Regions from separate parts of the Mus musculus genome. Here region 2 is linked to region 1. The links are chromatin loops, found by intact Hi-C in ENCODE. Cell type or tissue: heart. All regions are shown on one strand. Each heading gives the region's core, and the rest is flanking DNA. Links, peaks and the distances in the headings are about the cores only.

Region 1 (10,204 bases), core at 627-8,626:
CGGGGCGCACGGACGCACAGCGCCCTCTGCCAGCCACGGAGAGGGAGAGCTGGGGGGCAGCTGTGCGGCTGGACGCGCGCGGCCCGAGCGAGGCGGTGCGTTCCGGCCACGTGGGCTCAGGGGTGCGCGAGAGGGACTGTCCTGGTGTGCGTCCGCGGCGGGTGGGCGTCCCTGAAATGCTCTGTGCGCGCGTCTGCCCTCTCCAGGCTGTTTGATTCTACGCTGCCCAACTTAATTTGTTCATTCATTCATTGAACAGTCCCATGAACAGTGCCAAGTACGCGCCAGACGCTGCGAGTGGAGAGCGGGCCTCCTCAGCCAGAATGGCGGGAATGAGAAAGACCATGTAGATGGGGTAGCAGAGCAACTTGGCATTCCTTGAATCAGGTTGTGTAATTGGTAGAGATACTTTGGAAAACTGATAGTCTTCCAGTGAAAAACTTATACCAACCCCGTTTTCCAACACTTTCCACTCCCAAGCTATCAACACTCAACAGAAGAAATGTGTGCTTGCCTAGTTTTTTGTCAGCCTGACATAAACTAGGTCAGCTGGGATGAGGGAACCTTGGTGGAGAAAGGGCCTCAATCAAGATGCCCTATGGGTAAGTCTGTGGGGCCATTTTCTTGATGGTAGTTGATGTGGCAGAGCCCACACCACTGAGGGCAGTGCCACCTCTGAACACTCTAAGAAAGCAGGCTGGACAAGCTTTGGGGAGTAAGTCAGCAAGCAGTATTCCTCCAAGGTCTCTGTTTCAGTCCCTGCCTCCAGGTTCCTGCTTTAAGTTCCTTCCCTGACTTCATAACGGACTATCACTGCAAGCTGAACTACATTCTTCCCTCCACGAGGTGCTTTTGGTCATGGTGTTTATTACATCACTAGAAACCTCACTAGGACAAAATGTGGTGTCTGTATGAACACCAAGATATGAATACTGGAAAGTTTGGGACTCTTTTCACAGTAGCAACAACCTGGAAACAACACAAAGAATGGAATGGAAGGGGCTGGCGAGATGGCTTAGTGGGTAAGAGCACTGACTGCTCTTCCAAAGGTCCTGAGTTCAAATCCCAGCAACCACATGGTGGCTCACAATCACCCATAATGAGATCTGACGGCCTCTTTTGTTGTGTCTGAAGACAGCTATAACAATAAATCTTTATAAAAAAAAAAAAAGAATGGAATGGAAAAGCAATTACAACCTATTTCTACCATGGACACGGACAGAACAGCCAGAATCACCAGAGTCCAGCTATGTGCAACAGTGAAGAGAGATCTTGGATGAAAGAAGTCAGATGTGACAGCATGCATTAGAATAATAATTAGAATAATTAGAATTATATACATACATACCTACATATAATTCTATATATAACAGAAAACAAATACATTTTGGGGGGGGGGTCTGGACAGTGATCACTATTGGGACTACCAAGCAAAAGAAGGGGTTTCTGGGACCCGCTTGTCACACTGGTCTTAAGTCTGTCAAGATGTACATTTAATACTTGTGTAATATTTCTTGTGTCTATTATAGTTCAGCTAAAGGTTTACTTAAAATGGATGCTGTCAAGATGTCTCAGTGAATAAGGCATTTGCCACAAAGCCTGATGACCCAAGCTCAAAAATTGGGAGCCCATGTGATAGAAGAGGGAACCCACTCCTGACAGCTCTCAGACCTCCACACCTCTTACACATCATACACAGGCAAAATAAATGAGAGACGTTTTGGTTTTTCCTTTAAAAGAAAAAAGGCCAGATGTGGTGGCTCACACTTTAATCCCAGCACCCAGGAGGCAGAGGCAGACAGATCTCTACATGTTTGAGGTCAGCCTGGTCCAATAATGAGATACATAGTAAGACCCAATCTCAAGAAGAAAGAAAGAAAGCGGGGGCTGGAGACGACGACGTGGCTTCCTGGTTAAAAGCTCTTACTGCTTTCCCAGAGAATAGTAGTTTGGTTCCCAGCACCCATGTCGCACTGCCTGTAAATCCCCTCCAGGGGAGTCCATGCCTTCTTGTCTCCTCCAGCACCCACTCAGACGCACACATGGCCCCGACACACACTCAAATGAAAGGGAAGAAGATGAGAGTGTCTCGCATGATTTTTATTTGAAGCTGCGCTGTCACTAGATAGGACGAGTCTGCTGTGCTATGTGTGTGAGGGGTGTCTGTGACGTTTTGGTGTGACCATGTCCACCATGACTGGCAGCGTTTCCAAACGGTAAGAAGTAAAATCTCTGCTTGTCACACCTGCGTGACCGTGGGCAAGTCATTTGTCTCATTGCCTCCTCTATTATGGAATGAGTTAATGTGTATATACAAGCATTCAGGATAGTGCTTGGCACACATGAATACCCAATACATACTGCTGGTTAGTGTGTGTGTGTGGCCACTGCTGACATTGTGGCCTCACCATTCACCTATGGTGTGCTCTGCCAGTGAACTTTGTTCTGACAGTCTGCTTGTGTTAACCCTCTCACGCAGGCTTTTCCAGTTTCCTTTCTCACAAGCTCCACTCAAGTGGAAACTTCTGGTTTGGAAAGTCAGTTATATCAAATGATAGTTTGCTGGGGCACACAGGTGAAAGGATGTCTTGTTAAGCAGACACATGAAAGAATGTTGTCCTGAAGCAGACACAGGTGAAAGGTCCCATGATGAAGGAGTAGAAATGTGACCCCAGGGTCAGTGGGACACTGAGCATTGGTGTGGTTTGCTCCGCCTTGCTGTACTTCCCTAAGAACACGAGTGTATTGGTTCACCTTACATACTGTTGTTGAGCTCAACTTGTGGTTACACCACCATTGAGAGAAACCCAGCCAAGAGCTGCTCCTGAGGTTCCTGTGGCAGCTGCTGCTTCAGTGGCCTTGGGCCAGTTGGTGAGCCTTGCAGTTTCTTCAGGATTAAACTACAGCTGCTGGTTTGTGCATGGCGTCTGCCTGCCTAGAGGACTGGACTGTAGCTGCTGAGTGTTTGGTGTTTGCTATGGGACTGAACTGCTGACAAAGGAGACCAAGCTTGCCCCCCAAAGAACTATTGCTGAGAAGGTCCACCTCCCCCATATTCTAACAACTTTTCTCTTCCACTGCCTCTCATGGGTGGTGGGCAAGAGGAGAGGTTAAACGTTTATTAAAAGTAGGTTGCAAAAAGAAAAAAAATATATGCCTATACTCCTTCATCTGACGCCTCATCATCTGGGTCCTCTCTGTGCCAGAGCCAAAGACAAGAGTAGGTGCTTGGGAACCAATTATAGAGGCAAGTGTGTCCAGTCCTTTCCGTGTCTACCCCAACGTTAATGAGTTGCTGTTCGGGTGTGACCTCCCTGAAGCTCGTGCTTGCCTGTGTAGAAGGCTGGGTCTGAATGCCTTAGTACACACACAGATGTGTGCGTGCGAGGGTCTCTAACGGTAAGGTGAGGAACAGTCTCACTTCTGATCAGTGTGACAGAGAAATTAGAAGGCATTTAAGATAACTAGACCAGGGGGTGCGTGCCTTAGGTGGACCCTAATCTAAACAAGGCTTCCCTGGCCTCTCTTTGTCTTCCCCAAAAAGGAAGTCCTGCCTGCATTCTTCTCCTGCCAGCCTTGCACCTTTCCTCTCAGGTTTCCCAGCTTTTCCCTCCAAAGCAGCCAATAAACAGGCTCTACCTCAGGTCTGAGCCTGAGTCTCCTCCCAACAGGACACAGAACTGCCTTAAAGGCCCAAGTTCCCATTCACTGTGCCAACACCTGCCTCCCAATTCTGGCCCCTTCCCAGTCTAAGCTCACAAGCCGGTTACTGAGCTCTGGGCCAAGGAATTTTGACTGAAAGTAATGGTGGGAAGGAAATATTTGGGGTCTGAACTATGATTGGCCGAGCCCGAGCCACGCCCCTAGCCCTTTCCCCCTTTTTCCCCCTCCCCTCCTCCTCCCCCGGAGGGGTGTGTTGAGGGAACCTGGATAAGCCTGGGGCCAGCATGAGCCAGAGGGAGGGAAGTCTGGGTAAGGGGTTGAATGACTTGATCCTGTGTCCTTGGTGAATAGGAGTCGGGGGGATCGAAAGCTGGGGTTTGGATGTCTGTCAGCACCACCCCACCCCCAAGTCTGGGAGGGGAACGGCCTGGGCGGGGGAGAGGAGACGCCGGTGTCAGGTAACCAGCGGGTGAGTTGGGAGAAAGAGCAGGCGCAAGGAATTGAGGCTTCAGGGCCTTGGGTTCAGGGGTTAGATCACCGAATATATATGGGTGAGTACACCCTGAAAAGGGGCTGGGGTCGGGTTGGAACAGGATAATAGTGCTTCTTGAGAATTAGGAAAGAGTCAAAGCTGAAAGACTGGAGGGAGAGGCCGAGTTAAGGAAGTCTTTGATCTTCGAAGAAGCTACAAGTGACGAGAGCTCAAAATACAGGCTTCGGAGATCTCGGCTGGCGGTGGGAAACTCCGACGGAGGGGATTGTCGGGTCAGGACTACATTCCCCAGCATGCATTGGGGTCCCGGCAACATACATATTGGGAAATGTAGTCGGCTTCCCGTGGCACCACCCTCTAAACAGGGAAGGCCATCCTGTCGTTGATTCATTGATGCTGCTGAGCCTAGCAGGTCACATAGGAGCAACATGAAGGGAATAGGTCTTCGGTTTCTCTATCTGTACAAGGGGCCGGAAAGGCGCGTTCAGTGCTTCAGAGATGCTGACTGAATTCAAACAAGAGTTGGAGAAATCCAAAGATATGTGAACTTTGACCTTAAAGAGTTTCTGGATAGTATCGGTGATGTAGAGTGAGGAGTCTCAGGATCAGACAGATTCACACGGATAAAAGAAGCTACTTTGGAAGTATGAACAAATTCCCTAAAGTGGAAGGAAGAAATTGATTTGAGAATAGGGAGAACTTGGAGGCAGCACTAAGAAGGAGGTATTTGAATTTGGTCCTAGTAGTATTTCAATAGTGACCTGAGGACAGGAGAGACATCTATGTAGAGAAACTGCTTGGTGGAGATCTGGTGCCTGGGATGGGGCAGATTCTTCGTAGGTTGAATATTAGCATCCAGAGCAGAGACTCTGGGTTCAGGGAGAGCCAGCTTGGGAAAGATGGTTAAGGAGTGGGGTTTGGTTGCCTTTATAACCTCTCACTTCCTTCTCTTTCCCACCAGAAGACCACCAGACTGACTCCTCAATCTCATTCCTACCCCATTTGGAGGCCAAGATCCGCCAGACACACAACCTTGCCCGCCTCCTGACCAAATATGCAGAACAACTTCTGGAGGAATACGTGAGTAGGTGTAGGGATGGTGGAGGAATACGTGAGGAGTACGTGAGGAGATGCAGGGATGGTGGAGGAATATATAAGGAGATGTAGTGTTGGTGGAAGAATACGTGAGGAGCTGTAGGGTTGGTGGAGGAATACGTGAGGAGGTCTAAGGATGGTGGAGGAATATGTGAGGAGTTGTAGGTTGGTGGAGGAATATGTGAGGAGGTGTAGGGTTGGGGCATGGAATGAGGGTGATTGCTCACAGATGTCTTCAGCCACCCATTTCTTCCATCTCAGCCCCAGCAGTGGAAATCAAAAGTTTCTGAGGGGAATGTTAACTTTCTTCTGGCCACACAGTAAAGGACCCTGTAATATTTATTCTTTTAAATGTAACTAATATCTGTACCCATAAAAGAGACATGAGGTGGGAGCTGTGTATAAGCCCTTGAACTTAGGGAATTTTATTTTCTTAACTACTTACAAAATATCTATTTACAAGCTTGATTTTTCAACTAAACTGCTAGCTTTCTCTCTCTCTGTCTCTCTCTTTTCTTTTTTTCAAGACAGGGTTTCTCTGTGTAGCCCTGGCTGTCCTGGAACTCACTCTGTAGACCAGCCTGGCCTTGAACTCAGAAATCTGCCTGCCTCTGTTCCCAAGTGCTGGGATTAAAGGCGTGCACCACCACTGCCTGGCCTACACTGCTAGCTCTTTAGAAATCTCTTTCTAGCTGTCCTTCTACCAAACTAGTTTACCTTCCTTTTGAGCTCCTCCAAACTCAGGAGGGCTCCCTAGCTCTTCCCTGGAATCCTGTTTCACCCGTGTCCTGCCAGCTGCTCCTGTAAAAGCCCAGAGAGCTTCCTACCCAAGCCAAAGGAGAGAGCGCCTTCAAAAGGTGACTCCCTCTCAAAGGCCCAATTGCTATAAAGAAGTCTCTAGTTCCTCTCCTGTATCCATAGCAGGCTGAGTTGTGTCACCATAGTGGGGGTGGGCTCCAAGCCAAGTCAGTGGGGGGCCCAAACAACCATTTCACCTTAATGGTGGCGCAGCTCAAGGCCAGCCAGGTGACTGCCTTGGGTCACAGAGCAAATTTGCCTTAAAATCGGCAGGAATTTTCCATTCTTTAGCATTCTTATCTAACTAGGACTAGGCTTTGACAGGCACACACAAAGTGCATCTCTGCAGATCACACCTAACTGCATCTGACAAACTCATCATCTTTCTTAGCTTGTGTATTTTGCTAACAGTTAGGTTTTCTTTGAACCATAAATCAAATATCCTGCAACAGGACCCATCAGTGGTCAAATGATACTGTGCCTCAGCTTGGAGGCTCCATCCTTGGAGCCGTTCTGAGGAGACAAAGGGAACTCTGAAAGTCAGGAAACCTAGATTTGGACTCAGTGTGTGTGATTGGATGTTTCAACTCTTTGGGCTGTGAAATGAAACAGCAGGACAATATGAGCTATGAACACTCCCACTTGGGGGACGTTTAGAGAAGCCAAGAAGAGGTGTCAGTCAGGGGCAACATTTCTTCCCATGAGGGGGGTCCTTTTACAGAGGAAAGGGACCTGCCAACCGTCAGGACCTGGCCTCCAGATTAAACATAGTGTAGCAGGGGAAGGCTGGTGTTTTGGTTCAGACAGACTGTAGGGTTGCTAAACTGTGACTTTGGTGGTAATGGTAACATTAAAATGTAACCATGGTAACAGGGGCAGTAGGATGGTACAGCAAGCTTTGTAGACTTACCAACTTGCTCTGCTGCTTTGGGTGAGTAGCCTGCTGTCAATCATTCTTTGTATTCAGCTTGCTCGCTCTCTCTCTCTCTCTCTCTCTCTCTCTCTCTTAAAAAAATTGTATTCCTTTATTTTGTGTGCCTGTCTGTGGTTTTACACAAGTGCCATGCTGTGTCCGTGGAAGTCAGGAGACAACATAAGGGATTTGCTTCTCTATCCTACCATATGGATCCACAGATCAAACTGAGACTGGCAGCCATCTCAGTGGCCCCTAGTTCCTCGTTTACAAAGCCATCACTGTCATTCTCACTTTTAGGAAGATACAATATCCAAAGTGGCAAGCACAAAGCCTGCACCAAGGAATTTGCCAACGATAAATAGTATTTTCACAGCATTTGACAAATTAGAAATCACCTTTGTTTTTCACTTGTGCCTGCAAAAGATGGCTATCAACTAAGGGAAGGAAGGAGGTGTCAACTAGGGGAAAGGAGTCTGACCTGGTCCCTGCGCGGCTTCTGTGGTCCTCAAGAGGCGTCTGATAGCAAGACAGAACAGGGGACATTGCTCACTTTCAAAGATCAGAAGGCTGAAGCCAAAGGAGGGGAATGGTCTTGCAAGACGTCACAGCTAGTAAAGTGGCAGAAAGGAGTCAAACCCAAGTCTGGGTTGAAGATACAGTTTAGCTGGTAAAAGGGCTTGCTAGGCAATTTGGTAACCAGAGTTTGGTCCCCAGAAACCACATGAAGGTGGACGAAAACTGACTCCATGGTCCTTTGGCCTTCACATGTGCAGTGTGATACCATACTCTCCCACACAACATACATACACTTAAAAAAAAGGGAGAACACACACCAGTACTTGGGAGGCAGAGACAGGCCTATGAATTTAAGGTCAGCCTGGACTCAGTAATAAATTTCAGGCCTCAAAAGCTATAGTAAGACCCTGTCTCAAAATAAACAAGTAAATAATAACTTAAAAATAGCTAATATTTATTGGGTGCTTCCTGGGGACCCACACTTTCATTCAGACCCTGCACACTTCTGAAACTGGTGCTCTTATTGGCTGTTAGAGAAACAAAGACATTGGGTATGCAATGCCCATGTCATTTTTTTGGTTTTATCTCAGTAGGCTCTGTCATTTGCAAGATGAGGAAACTAAGGCCCCAGGAGAGGGGAGGAGGGCTATTAAGAGTGGACAAGCCCCTATCACCGTCCCTAGAGCCCGGCTGACCCGTGGCCATGTTTCCACAGGTGCAGCAACAGGGAGAGCCCTTTGGGCTGCCGGGCTTCTCACCACCGCGGCTGCCGCTGGCCGGCCTGAGTGGCCCGGCTCCGAGCCATGCAGGGCTACCGGTGTCCGAGCGGCTGCGGCAGGATGCAGCCGCCCTGAGTGTGCTGCCCGCGCTGTTGGATGCCGTCCGCCGCCGCCAGGCGGAGCTGAACCCGCGCGCCCCGCGCCTGCTGCGGAGCCTGGAGGACGCAGCCCGCCAGGTTCGGGCCCTGGGCGCCGCGGTGGAGACAGTGCTGGCCGCGCTGGGCGCTGCAGCCCGCGGGCCCGGGCCAGAGCCCGTCACCGTCGCCACCCTCTTCACGGCCAACAGCACTGCAGGCATCTTCTCAGCCAAGGTGCTGGGGTTCCACGTGTGCGGCCTCTATGGCGAGTGGGTGAGCCGCACAGAGGGCGACCTGGGCCAGCTGGTGCCAGGGGGCGTCGCCTGAGAGTGAATACTTTTTCTTGTAAGCTCGCTCTGTCTCGCCTCTTTGGCTTCAAATTTTCTGTCTCTCCATCTGTGTCCTGTGTGTTCTTGGGCTGTCCCTATCTTTCTGCATTTGTGTGGTCTCTCTCTTCTGCTCTCCTCTCTGCAGGGAGCTTCTTTTTTCCAACAGTTTCTCGTTTTGTCTCTCTCCAGTCTTGAACACTTTTGTCTCCGAGAGGTCTCTTTTTGTTTCCTTGTCTCTTGGTTCTTTCTTTGCTTGCTTGCTTGCTTGCTTGCTTGTTGTTGAGACAGGGTCTCACCATATAGCTCTGGATGGCCTGGAACTTGCTATGTAGGCCAGGCTGGCCTCCAGCTCATAGAGATCCACTTGCCTCCGACTCCCAATTTCCCCATCTGTCTCCCTGTGATCCATATGGGTATGTGTAACCCTTACTTTGTCTCATGGAGGTGACAATTTTTCTCCCTTCAGTTTCTTTGTTCTTTACTGACCAGAAAAGTGCCTACTTGTCCCCTGGTGGCAAGGCCATTCACCTTAGGACCTTCCCACCAGTTCCTTTGTAGGCAAATCCCTCCCCCTTTGAGGTCCTTCCCTTTCATACCGCCCTAGGCTGGTCAATGGAGAGAGAAAGGCAGAAAAACATCTTTAAAGAGTTTTATTTGAGAATAAATTAATTTTTGTAAATAAAATGTTTAACAATAAAACTAAACTTTTATGAAACATAGTTGTTCCATGTGGGGAGAGTGACTTGAGGAGAATTGGATTTTTAGAGTCCACGAGGTTCCCCTTCCCGCCCCATACCCACAAAGGCACAGGCCAGGGATCCCAGCTGTCAGTTCTGAACCCAAAGTGGGTCTCCCTAGCAGGAAAGAGCTGCAACATGAGTCCTGGTGGCTGTGACGTGCACTGGGCTGTCAACACTGGAGAGCTCAATAGAAACCATCAATGAGGAGGTAGACCAAGGAAAGGAACTCCAGCGAAAAGAAACCTGTGTTCAGAAAGGCCAGATCTTCACCCAGGAATCGAGGTAGACAGAGACATGAAGCAAGACCCTGGACTTCCTCAAATACAAGAAAAAGGACACCAGGACAGGGCTGGTGAGATGGCTCAGCGGGTAAGAGCACTGACTGTTCTTCCGAAGGTCCTGAGTTCAAATCCCAGCAACCACACGGTGGCTCACAACCATCTGTAGTAAGATATGGCACTCTCTTCTGGTGTGTCTAAAGATAGCTACAGTGTACTTACATAGAATAATTAATAAAATCTTGGGGTTTTTTGTTTTTGTTTTTTCAAGACGGGGTTTCTCTGTGTAGCCCTGGCTGTCCTGAAACTCACTCTGTAGACCAGGCTGGCCTTGAACTCAGAAATCCACCTGCCTCTGCCTCCCAAGTGCTGGGATTAAAGGCGTGTGCCACCACCACCCGGCAATAAATGAAATCTTAAAAAAAAAAAAGAACATCAGGACGCCAAATGCTCTCCCCCTAGAGTAAAGCCTCCTCAGAAGGGCTCTTTTTTCCAACCAGGAAGTAAATAAATCAATGTT
Region 2 (10,204 bases), core at 1-8,000, 56 kb after region 1:
TGGCAACTTACCTTGGACTGTGATGTCTGGTGATGTATTTTTTAGAGCCAGGTTACTGCCTGGCAAGTGACTATGGTATTGTTATAAAATGAGATAAGAGTGTGAGTCAGCCCTGGCCTGGGGTCCTAGCTTGCTCTGTTATTTTGTAATCAGGTGCTCTGGGGTCCTGGCTCTGCTATTTTGTAATCATGTGCTCTGGGACAGGTGTTCTCATCTGTAAGCAGAAGTGATTAAATAGAAATGTGGCTTCCTTCTTACATTTTTTTTTAAATTTTAAATTATATGTATATGTTTGTGTAGGGGGTATGTTCACATGAGTGCAGGTGCTTACATAGGCCAGGGGTGTCAGAATGCATACTGGGTCCTGGGAATTGAACTCAGGTCTTCTGGAAGAGTGGTATATGTGGTTAACTACTGAGCCTCAAGGCTTGGCTTCTTCAAGTGGAGTTAAAGGCTCAGCAGTATTATCACAAGAGAATTTGGAAGGAAAGTAAATCTAAGATCTTGGGCCTTGTGCAGTTCTGGGCTTGCTGCAATTCTGGGGTGGGGCCAGCAGTCCACCTCAGGGACTTAGGCCAGTAGTGTGGGGGTAGGAGGACTCTGAACTCTTTCCCCCGGAGATAGGGGAGGAGGCTGCCTCTGGACTCACTCTGCAGTGGCTAGCAGTCTCTTGAGTGTAGGTCATCCCAGTAGGGTTTTGTGGACAGAGCCACTTGTGGAATGTAGCCTCAGTGAAGCTGAGACAACGGTGGGACTCAGAGAGATGAATGCTGTATCAGGGAGTTAGCCAGGCCTTGGTTTCTATTGCTGTGATGAAACATGAAGTCCCCAGAGGCCCTCGGGGAGCAAAGGATTAACTTCATCTTACAGCTTAGAGTTCAGTATGGAGTCAGGGCAGGACCTCGGGCAGGACGGGGAGCAGAGCAGAGGCCATGGAGGTTCACATCTTACTGGCTTGCACGGCTTGCACTCAGTGGCTTGCTCGGCCTGCATGTTTATACTACTCAGGTCTACCTGCCCAGGGTGGCACTGCCCATAGGGTGGCACTGCCCATAATGAGCTGGGCCATCTCATGTCATGAATTGAACATGATATGAACATAAAAAATATATATATGCCCTCACAGACTAGCCTGCAGGTTAATCTGGTGGAGAACTTTTTTTGTTGTTGTTTTTTGTTTTTTGAGACAGGGTTTCTCTGTATAGCCCTGGCTGTCCTGGAACTCACTCTGTAGACCAGGCTGGCCTCGAACTCAGAAATCCGCCTGCCTCTGCCTTCCAAGTGCTGGGATTAAAGGTGTGAGTCACCACTGCCCGACAGTGGAGAACATTCTTAAGTTGACATTTTCTTTGCAGATGAAGACACACTAGCTTGTGTCAAGTTGACAAAAGAACAAAACAAAAAGCCTAACCTGCACACACCACCAGAAAAGGTCAGGTAGAGAAGAGATACTATTTCATTTGTGTTTGAGAATGCTTTTCTTGATACCAGAAAGTAGATCGGGCATTAGCACTCAGGAGGTAGAGGTGGGAGAATTGTTGCTAATTTGAGGCCAAGTAGGTCTACACAGGCAATTCAGTCCAGGCAGAGTTACATAGCAAGGGTGTGGGGAGGGTGCCTGCAGTCAGACCGGGTTCTGGTGCAGAACGAATGAAAGGAGTTCAAGCAAGCCTGTTGTTGAGCCTCTGTAGTCACGGGAGGGTGGAGGGTGCTGTTTATTGGATAATGGGTAAAGACACCGAGCATCCTACTAGGGACAGAGCATTGAGCAAAAGTTCCTGCTTGCTTGGAACTGCCGTTTCTATGGAGGGAGGAAAGGGTCAAAAAGCAAAAATGTATACAGTGTATCAGATCCCTGAGATGGGGGCTTAGGACTGAGGAATGTTGAGACTTGAGAGCTCTCCCGGAAGGTTTCCCTGAGGGGATAGGAGCAGGTCAGCTGAGATGCCACGTGTTGCTGTGAAGAGCCAGTCATGTGGAGCAGCAGCAGTTGAGGAGACTCCCTTGTTGGGAGCAGGTGTAGGGCAGATAATGAAGACCACGAGGACAGGCTGGGAGGAGCGCTAATACTACTTTATCTGCCTAGGGCAAACTGAGAGTCGAGGCCGACTGCAGGGGGTGGCAGAACTTCGCCTAGCTGGTCTGGAGCTCACAGATGCCTCCCTGAGGCTCCTGTTGCGCCACGCTCCCCAGCTCAGTGCCCTGGACCTGAGTCACTGCGCCCACGTTGGGGACCCCAGTGTCCACCTCCTCACGGCTCCTACTTCCCCTCTTCGAGAAACACTGGTGCACCTCAATCTCGCTGGTAAGTGCGATCCCCCGTGTGAAGTCCCTGTCTACCGTGTGCTACCTCCTTAGCTGTCTAATCTCAACTGCTGCTGCCCCTTACGCAGGGTGCCACCGCCTCACGGACCACTGCCTTCCACTGTTCCGTCGATGCCCACGTCTTCGCCGCCTGGACCTACGCTCCTGCCGCCAGCTCTCACCTGAAGCTTGTGCCCGGTTGGCGGCTGCTGGGCCCCCTGGCCCCTTTCGCTGCCCAGAAGAGAAACTGCTTCTCAAGGACAGCTAGTTGGGTGCCGATGCCCCCTTCCCTTCCCTTCCCCAGGACTCAGCCAGAGAACCTGGACCTCTTGCCTTCATTTCACCCCCTGTTGGGAGGCCAGGTTATTTTCTTCATGACTTGGCACTCCTCAGTTTAATGACTTGGGATTCCTGCCCAGGGACTTGAGCCAGCCTTCCCTCTCTCCCACCTGCACTGATATCTCTGGGGGTCTTTGCTTCCCATCTCTCCCTTTCACCTGCTTCATTGTCCATCCCCTCTGGGGAGTGGGTCAAGAGGTACTGGGGAGGTGCTGAGCCAAAGGGATGGTGGGAGGGAGGGGCGGTGAAGGTGCAAGTCTGGAGTAGGGAAAATGAGGTGACATGGTATCTTGTACACAGGATACTGGGGGCTGGGGGAGGCGATGGATGGGTGTGGGGAGGGCAGAAATCAGACCAACAAGGGTTCAGGGAACAAAGACCAGTTGGGTGGGATGGGGGGCCAAAAAGGGAAAACAGAGGAGCAATTGGGGATCCGAGTGTCAAGACAGGGGGCGCTACAAGCCAGGTAATGCCAGGACTGGGGGCTGGGAGAGGAGCAGATGTGGGGATAGTACCCTCTGCGTAGGGTTGCCTCTCTCCCCTTCCCTCTACCCAGATTTCAGTTTTCCCCGACCTTGACTCCTTGAACGTCACTGAAAATGGCAGCTATTGCAAGGAGTAGGGGCCGCGGGTCTACCTGCTGTTAAGCTCGGTGGCCCAGGGGAGTGGTGAGGGGTAGCCCAGACCCCTGCCTGGCTCTCTACACAATACTTGAACATTCATCTGTACTGAAGTGTTACTTGAACCGGGGGAATCTCGGACTTGGGGGAGTGTGATGTGAGGGGACCAGCTTGACCGAGACTGGGCTATGGGTACCCAGTTTGGACTGTCCCACCCCTAGCTCTCTTGCATTACTGTCTTGAACAGCTCCACCCTTCACTTGAGTTGGGGTGGGGAAATGTCAGCTTAAAGATGGGCAAGATGGGACTCCTCCAGTTTGGCTCTTCCCATTCTTTCATCGTCATGGAAACTCGTGTCCCATTTGCCCAGGGAACTGCCACTCCTGGTTGCCATGGAAATAGCAGCCAATGGACACCTCCGGAAATCAGTGCTAAGACTGGAAACGGTCCCTCTTAGTTGCTGTGGGAACTTAGTAACAGACTCTTGGCACCTCCCCTCTTCCCACCCCTTTCCTTCTTCCAGTGTGGGGGTGGGGTCTCAAGAGCCTGAGGGAGGAGTCAGGTCTAGGTCCCACTCAACTTAGGCCAGGGGGAACTGGATTGTACTACATGGGGGTGGGGGGAGGGGAATCTATCCACATACCTCAGGTAACAGGAAGGTGCGCGGGTTGGGGGCGGGGGCTGGGCGGACCAAAGGCAGGAGGGGGGGCCTGGGGTTGGAGAAAGGCTTGACGGTGGGGCCGCTTGCGGGAGGGGAGGAGGCACCCCGGCGAGGGACAAGTGGGGCACCCAGCCGGGCTGGACCCCTAACCCCACAAGTCTGTACAATAAGGTTTGCTATAAAACTCAGAATCTAGCCGGGGCCGCTGACTTTTTGTGTCTGTCTGCGGTGTCGAGTCTGAGTGGTGGGTAGGGATGGTGGAAGGGGCTCCTTTGGTCTCTGGGAGGAAAATGGGCTTAATTTTCCTGAGATGACTGCTCAAAGAGGAGTGTGGAAGTCTGGACACCTGTGAATGTCCAGGTACATACACTGGGTGGTCTGAGGCCAGCAAAGTCCCAGCAAAAGCTGAGGCTGAGCATTCACGTCGTGGCCTGGGTTAGAGGGTCCCTTGAGATCTCTGCCCGTGGGCAGACTGCAGGGGTTCGTCTCACGGCTCCACCCAATCATGTGGTCACCGGGCTCCGCCCCTGCCCCAGTTCCTGTTTCGGCCCCTGGGCCTTCTAGACGCGTCCGTAACTGTTCCCGCTGGGTCTGCCTTGCCACCCAGGATGGGGTCCCACCCGCGCTTGGGCCGTCCCTTCTTGGGGATACAAGGCGCCTCGGCCCCTCCTTGACCATCTGCGCTTGTGGTGTAACTGCTCTCAGGATGAAGGGCGGCGAGGGGGACACGGGCGAACAGGCCCCGCTGAACCCGGAGGTGGACAGCCCCGCGGGCTCAGCCACGTACCGGGAGTTCGTGCACCGCGGCTACCTGGACCTTATGGGGGCCAGTCAGCACTCTCTGCGGGCGCTCAGCTGGCGCCGCCTCTACCTCAGCCGGGCTAAGCTCAAAGCCTCCAGCCGCACATCTGCTCTGCTGTCGGGCTTCGCCATGGTGAGGGGTGGGAGGGGGTACACGGGGTGGGTAAAGCACGTGGTGGGAGAAGTCAAGAAAATGGGTCCCCAGTACTGGACTGAATAAAAGGGTTTCTTTAGGATAAAAGAAGGAGCTAAGTCCCAAGGGACTGGAAAAACCCTTTATGTCGGGCACAGCTCTAGGAATATAAACAGACTGAAGATCGGTCCCAGAAATGCCGTGGAAGAAGGGAGTAAAGAGGTCAGCAGATGCAGACTGGTGGGGGGAAAGTCTGAAGTGGCTTAGTTACCAAGTCCTCGAGAGTTGAAAGGCAGTCAAAGCTGAATGAGAGCCTATATCAACCAGATCGGGGAAGGGGGATAGTGTATGTGAGAGTCATTTGACTGAAGGGCCCACCTCTCAGAAGGCACAGAGAATTGCCGGGAAAACTAAGAAACCATGAGGAAGCTGCTGGGGAAGGAAGCTGATCAGGGAGCTAGCAGATAAGTCTGATAAACTGCAGGTGTGGGAGGATAATGTCAGCTAACGGTCCCAGCAGTGGCCCCGGGAAGTGGAACTGAAGATTCCAGAGTGTGGCCTGCAGATGTGTCCTGGTTCCTCCCTACTTAGGGCCAGCTGTGCGGCCCCAAGTCGACATCCACTCCAGTTGCCATCTTTAGGAAGTTGTGACATCATAGAAGGTGCTGTCTCTGTGGTCTGCCAAGCTTTTGTCCAGGAGGATGTGGGATTCTTATGGAGACCCCCTAGAACTAGGTGTGTTAGAACAAGCTCCGCTTAGCAAAGGAGGCTCTTCTAGAACAGTGTGCTATCTAGACTACATGGAAGCTGCTGTTTAGACAAGGATGCTCCGCAGGGTATGGGTGTGGAGTGAAGCTCTGCTAGTTTCAGTTTTCTTCACACTTGGGGGGAGGGCACCCTTCATAATGTACCCTTGTGTAAATAGGCCTTGGAGGGAGCTAAGGTGAGGGCATATAAAAGTAACTTAGGTCAATACCTCCCTTTTTTCTGCAACCTCAATATCAGGACGAAAGAATCTGTAATCTTAAAGGTTGCTCTTGCTCTGTTGCTTGTAAGGGGCCCAGATTTCCCCCAAACAGCCCCATAGTTCCTGAGGACATTTGACTGAAAGGAATCAGCACCACAGAAAGAAGGGCACAGCAGCTTGTGTTTGAACCACGTGGCTCCGCCTGCTTCTAAAGGAACAGTACAGTGTGCAGCAGAAGTTGCAGAGCAGATCGTTGTGGTGTCAGTGTGAGAGGGCTTTCTCTGAGGAGCAGTAGGCTGAATGTGTAGGTTCTAGGACCGCCCCCAGTCCTGACAAAGAACCCTGGGTTGGACCCTGGGAGACACCAGAATTAAGCCTGGCCCAGATCCCTGTTTGTGAACACACCTGCCTACTATCTGCGGTGGCCCAATTCCCCAAAATACTCAGTTTTATTTTTGTAAGTACCACTGTATCCCTGCACCACAGTAATCTCGGGATCTGTAAGAAATGGGCCGGGCGTGGTGGCGCACGCCTCTAATCCCAGCACTCAGGAGGCAGAGGCAGGCGGGTTTCTGAGTTCGAGGCCAGCCTGGTCTACAGAGTGAGTTCCAGGACAGCCAGGGCTACACAGAGAAACCCTGTCTCCAAAAACCAACAAACAGAAATGGGAGATATCTTCCTAAACCCAGGTGGCCTGAAGTTAAAACATACAAATCATATTCACAGGCTGTGAATCTAGCCTAGTTCTAGTTGGTAGAGTATTTGCCTACCATTCAGGAAATCCTAGGTTCAATTTCCATTTAAACAACAACAAACATGGTATAGCGTATAGCACACCTATAATCCCAGCACTTGAGGTAATAAAAAAGAACAAACAAGGTTGTTCTTGGCTATACAGAGAGTCAAGGCTAGCCTGGGCTTCATGAAGTCCTATCTCAACAAACATTCAATGTTCAGTACCTGGTATAGTGGCAGTTGTTCATATAAGAAAAGGCATGTTAGACTGCACAGTGAGCTAGTGACAGGATTTTTGACTTCAGCAGCCTGGCTTTAAAGCCCAAACTTGTCCATCAACACAAATGTTTGCAAAGTTCAGGCTAGCTGGGTGGAGTCACGGTAGACTCCCTGACCTGTCAAACATGAGCAGCCATGATTCATCCTGCATAGTTGGCACATTGAATGCAGCCCCGGTGTGACCAGATATGACAAGCTTTTTAGATTGATCTGGAAACGTGAAGCTTATTGGAGTTTAAGAGATGGCAGTTACTACCTTCTGGGTTTTCTCTCTTTGTGCCTTAGACATTAGCATCAACTCTAACAGTCTGTGCCTGGCTCTAGTCATAGAATTTAATGTTTAGCATTAACTTTCTCACTGAGACTATTGTCCCCATTTTTCAGGTAGGAAACTGAGGGAGGCACTTGCTCAGAGATTACACAGTTGTTCAAGGTCATAGGACTGTAACCCTACTCAGGACATTGAAGTAGGGGGGTAGTGAATTTGAGGCAAGTCTGGACTAGTAGGCTGTTGTGAGGAAACTACAAATTGTAGAACTGAGAACAGACCCAAACAGCTCAAGATTTTTGCTTGCTTTGGGTCTATAGTGACTTTTCTTTCTTTTTTCTTTTCTTTTCTTTTTTTTTTTTTAAAGAGGGTCTCTATGTAGCCCTAACTGTGGCTTGGTACTCTTTAGTTCTGGGATTAAAGGCACTTGTCACTACACCCAGCAGTTTCGGGTTCTTTTTTTTTCCCCTTGGTTTTTCAAGACAGGGTTTCTCTGTGTAGCCCTGGCTGTCCTGGAACTCACTCTGTAGGCCAGGCTTCGAACTCAGAAATCCACCTGCCTCTGCCTCCCAAGAGCTGGGATTAAAGGTGTATGCCGCTGATTGGGTTGAGATGAAGTTCCAACCACTGGGAGAAGCCTAGGCTACTCTCAAACTTGAGATCCTCCTGTTTCAGCTCCCACATGCTAGAAAGCATGCAGTGCCACACCAGCCTGAGTCTGCTTTTTATTTTTTATTATGGGTTGGAGATTAAACCTAGAGTGATGTGAGTGCTAGGGCTGCTGAGTCTACTTTTTAGCCAGTATATTATAACCAGGTAAAAGCTCAGAAAAATGCCCCTTTGAGACTGAGGTGAAGTCACGCAGGAAAGCTGAGGCAGCAGGATCACAAGTTTCAGCTCAACCTGCACTACCCAGCAAGCTCCAGGCTAGCCTAAATTATAAGAGCAAGACACTACCAAAAAGGGGGCTGGGATGAGGAAAGCTGAGTATCTTCTATGCTCTAAGTTTTAGGATGTTGTAGTCATGATTCTAAACAGGCAGAGCAAAACATGTTCTAGGGACTCAAGTGTCTTCCTTCTTGTGCCCACAGGTGGCCATGGTGGAGGTACAGCTGGAGAACGATCATGAATACCCACCAGGCCTGCTGGTGGCATTTAGTGCCTGCACCACTGTGTTAGTAGCTGTGCACCTCTTTGCACTGATGGTCTCCACATGTCTGCTGCCCCATATTGAAGCCGTGAGCAACATCCACAATCTCAACTCTGTCCACCAGTCACCACACCAACGACTGCACAGATACGTGGAGCTTGCCTGGGGCTTCTCTACTGCCTTGGGTACCTTTCTCTTCCTGGCTGAAGTTGTTCTGGTGGGCTGGGTCAAGTTTGTGCCCATTGGGGCACCCATGGGTAAACCAGCTCCTGTTGTACCTATGTCCCAGGTGCCACCTGTGACTGTCTCCCTTAGTTTAGCTTCTAACCTCACACCATCCTCTGCTTCTATTACCACATCACAACAGCCTTCCAAAGCCTGTCCACCCCGGCAAGTGTGTGATAGTGCTCATGGACCAGGCTGGCAGGCAGCTATGGCCTCCACGGCAATCATGGTACCTGTGGGACTAGTGTTTATGGCCTTTGCCCTACATTTCTACCGATCCTTGGTTGCCCACAAGACAGACCGCCACAAGCAGGAGCTGGAGGAGCTCAGTCGCCTGCAGGGGGAGCTGCAGGCTGTGTAAGCCTGGCTTTAGACTGTTGCAAGCATTGCCTCAGAAACCCCAGGGATCGACAGACCTCCTTCCTTGCCCTAGGCTGGAGCCACCTCCTGTAAGCTCTGAGGTAGAGGCCAAGTACCTGCCCAGCAGCATCCCACACTCCCAGGGATGATCCCTGTCATCATGTTCTGGTGGGTTTTGTAAATTCTGCTCTGCTTGGGGAACTGTTTCAGCCTAAGGATCCTGGGTTAAATGAGAGGAAAGAGGCCCGCCTGCCTTAGTGAGATCCCTGGTGGTGCTGAGCAGTTGTTTGCTCCTCCAGGAAGGTGACATGTCTGCACAACTGTCCTCAAGGCAATCAGCCCTTGCTTATCTGTATAATCTGCTTTGCAGTTGGCATCCTGGGAGAGATTTTACAGGGCTCCTCAGATGAGCCACTTCACCCTTGGTGACTTGTGGTGGTCGTTCCACTGCCCTAGGCACTGACTGTCTGGCCAGAACTGGGAGAGGAGGAAGTATTGACGAGTGGGAGATTGTGCAGCTACTTGACAAGGGTTGGTGAGTTGGTAAGGGAGAAGATTCAGCCCTTAGAATGCAGAACTCTTCTTCAGACACTGATTTTTTTTCTTTTGTTTTGTTTTTCAAGCCAGAGTTTCACTATGTCTGTTGCTCTGGCTGTCCTGGAACACTCTCTGTAGACCAGGCTGGCCTTGAGCTCAGAGATGTACCTGCCTCTGCCTCCCATGTACAGGGATTAAAGGCATGCACCACCACCACCTGACACTGAGTTTTTGATGCACCTTGTTTTGTAAATAAAGTGTGTCTCACATATGTTCCTATGGCTATGAATGGGATGAAGGTGAAACCTTGGGTATGGTTCTTTGTTCCTAAGGGCCAGATGGAGGTAATATGCTTGATAGATGGTATGAGTCCATCAGGTGCTGACAAGATCTGATAAACTTCTGAATGTGGTAAACAGTTATTCCCAGACTAAGGCCTCTGAACTCTTGTTCCTAAACTTGGGATTTGTGTAAGCTTCTTTCTTGAATGATCCCTTCATCTTATGGGACGATTCCTAAGTTCTCTCAGTTACTCATCACAGACATTTCAATAAACAAGTTTTATATTTCCCATTTTTAAGAGGCAGCTGAGGCCAAGAGGCTAATCTGGCCCTAAGCCACAGAGTTAGTCCATGACCTCAATTACCTTTACTATGGTCAAGGGATTTCTGGGAGAGAGAGGAAGGAAATTGGTACCCTTCGATTGGGATAAATCAAAGGGACCTCAGCTCCTGTACCTTCATGTGCATCTTTTCCTCAGCCTCAGAACTTGAGAGTATAAATCCTACCGTCTAGTCGTGATAGACCTTGTACAGACTCATTTTC

The links. A loop is a pair of places that touch in the nucleus more often than their neighbours do. Peaks named below come from ENCODE experiments on the same cell type or tissue, not always from the same donor. Only the 100,000 strongest peaks of a DNase experiment are listed, where the experiment ranks them.
Region 2: a loop joins it to region 1, with 2.7 times the contacts of the local background. A loop is called at or near these places in 7 of 42 quality-filtered maps.

Annotation. Positions count from the first base shown.
Region 1 is chr7:127,708,808-127,719,011 of GRCm38, forward strand. Ctf1 (cardiotrophin 1) reads left to right here and starts at 3,896. Exons shown (of 3, transcript NM_007795.2): 1 at 3,896-3,972; 2 at 5,118-5,236; 3 at 8,197-9,381. The coding sequence starts at 3,948. The coding sequence ends at 8,664. Ctf2 (cardiotrophin 2) reads right to left here. Exons shown (of 3, transcript NM_198858.1): 3 at 10,153-10,204. In heart, for the core only: a CTCF peak has its summit at 8,364; DNase peaks (open chromatin) are centred at 644, 3,914, 4,474 and 8,304; H3K4me3 peaks cover 2,290 bases; H3K27ac peaks cover 2,819 bases; H3K27me3 peaks cover 1,371 bases.
Region 2 is chr7:127,765,359-127,775,562 of GRCm38, forward strand. It overlaps Fbxl19 (F-box and leucine-rich repeat protein 19), which reads left to right. Exons shown (of 11, transcript NM_172748.2): 10 at 2,087-2,305; 11 at 2,394-3,570. The coding sequence ends at 2,572. It overlaps Orai3 (ORAI calcium release-activated calcium modulator 3), which reads left to right and starts at 4,457. Exons shown (of 2, transcript NM_198424.3): 1 at 4,457-4,858; 2 at 8,199-9,792. The coding sequence starts at 4,631. The coding sequence ends at 8,843. In heart, for the core only: a CTCF peak has its summit at 3,140; DNase peaks (open chromatin) are centred at 2,513, 2,863, 3,643, 4,453 and 1 weaker place; H3K4me3 peaks cover 2,557 bases; H3K27ac peaks cover 3,390 bases; H3K27me3 peaks cover 353 bases.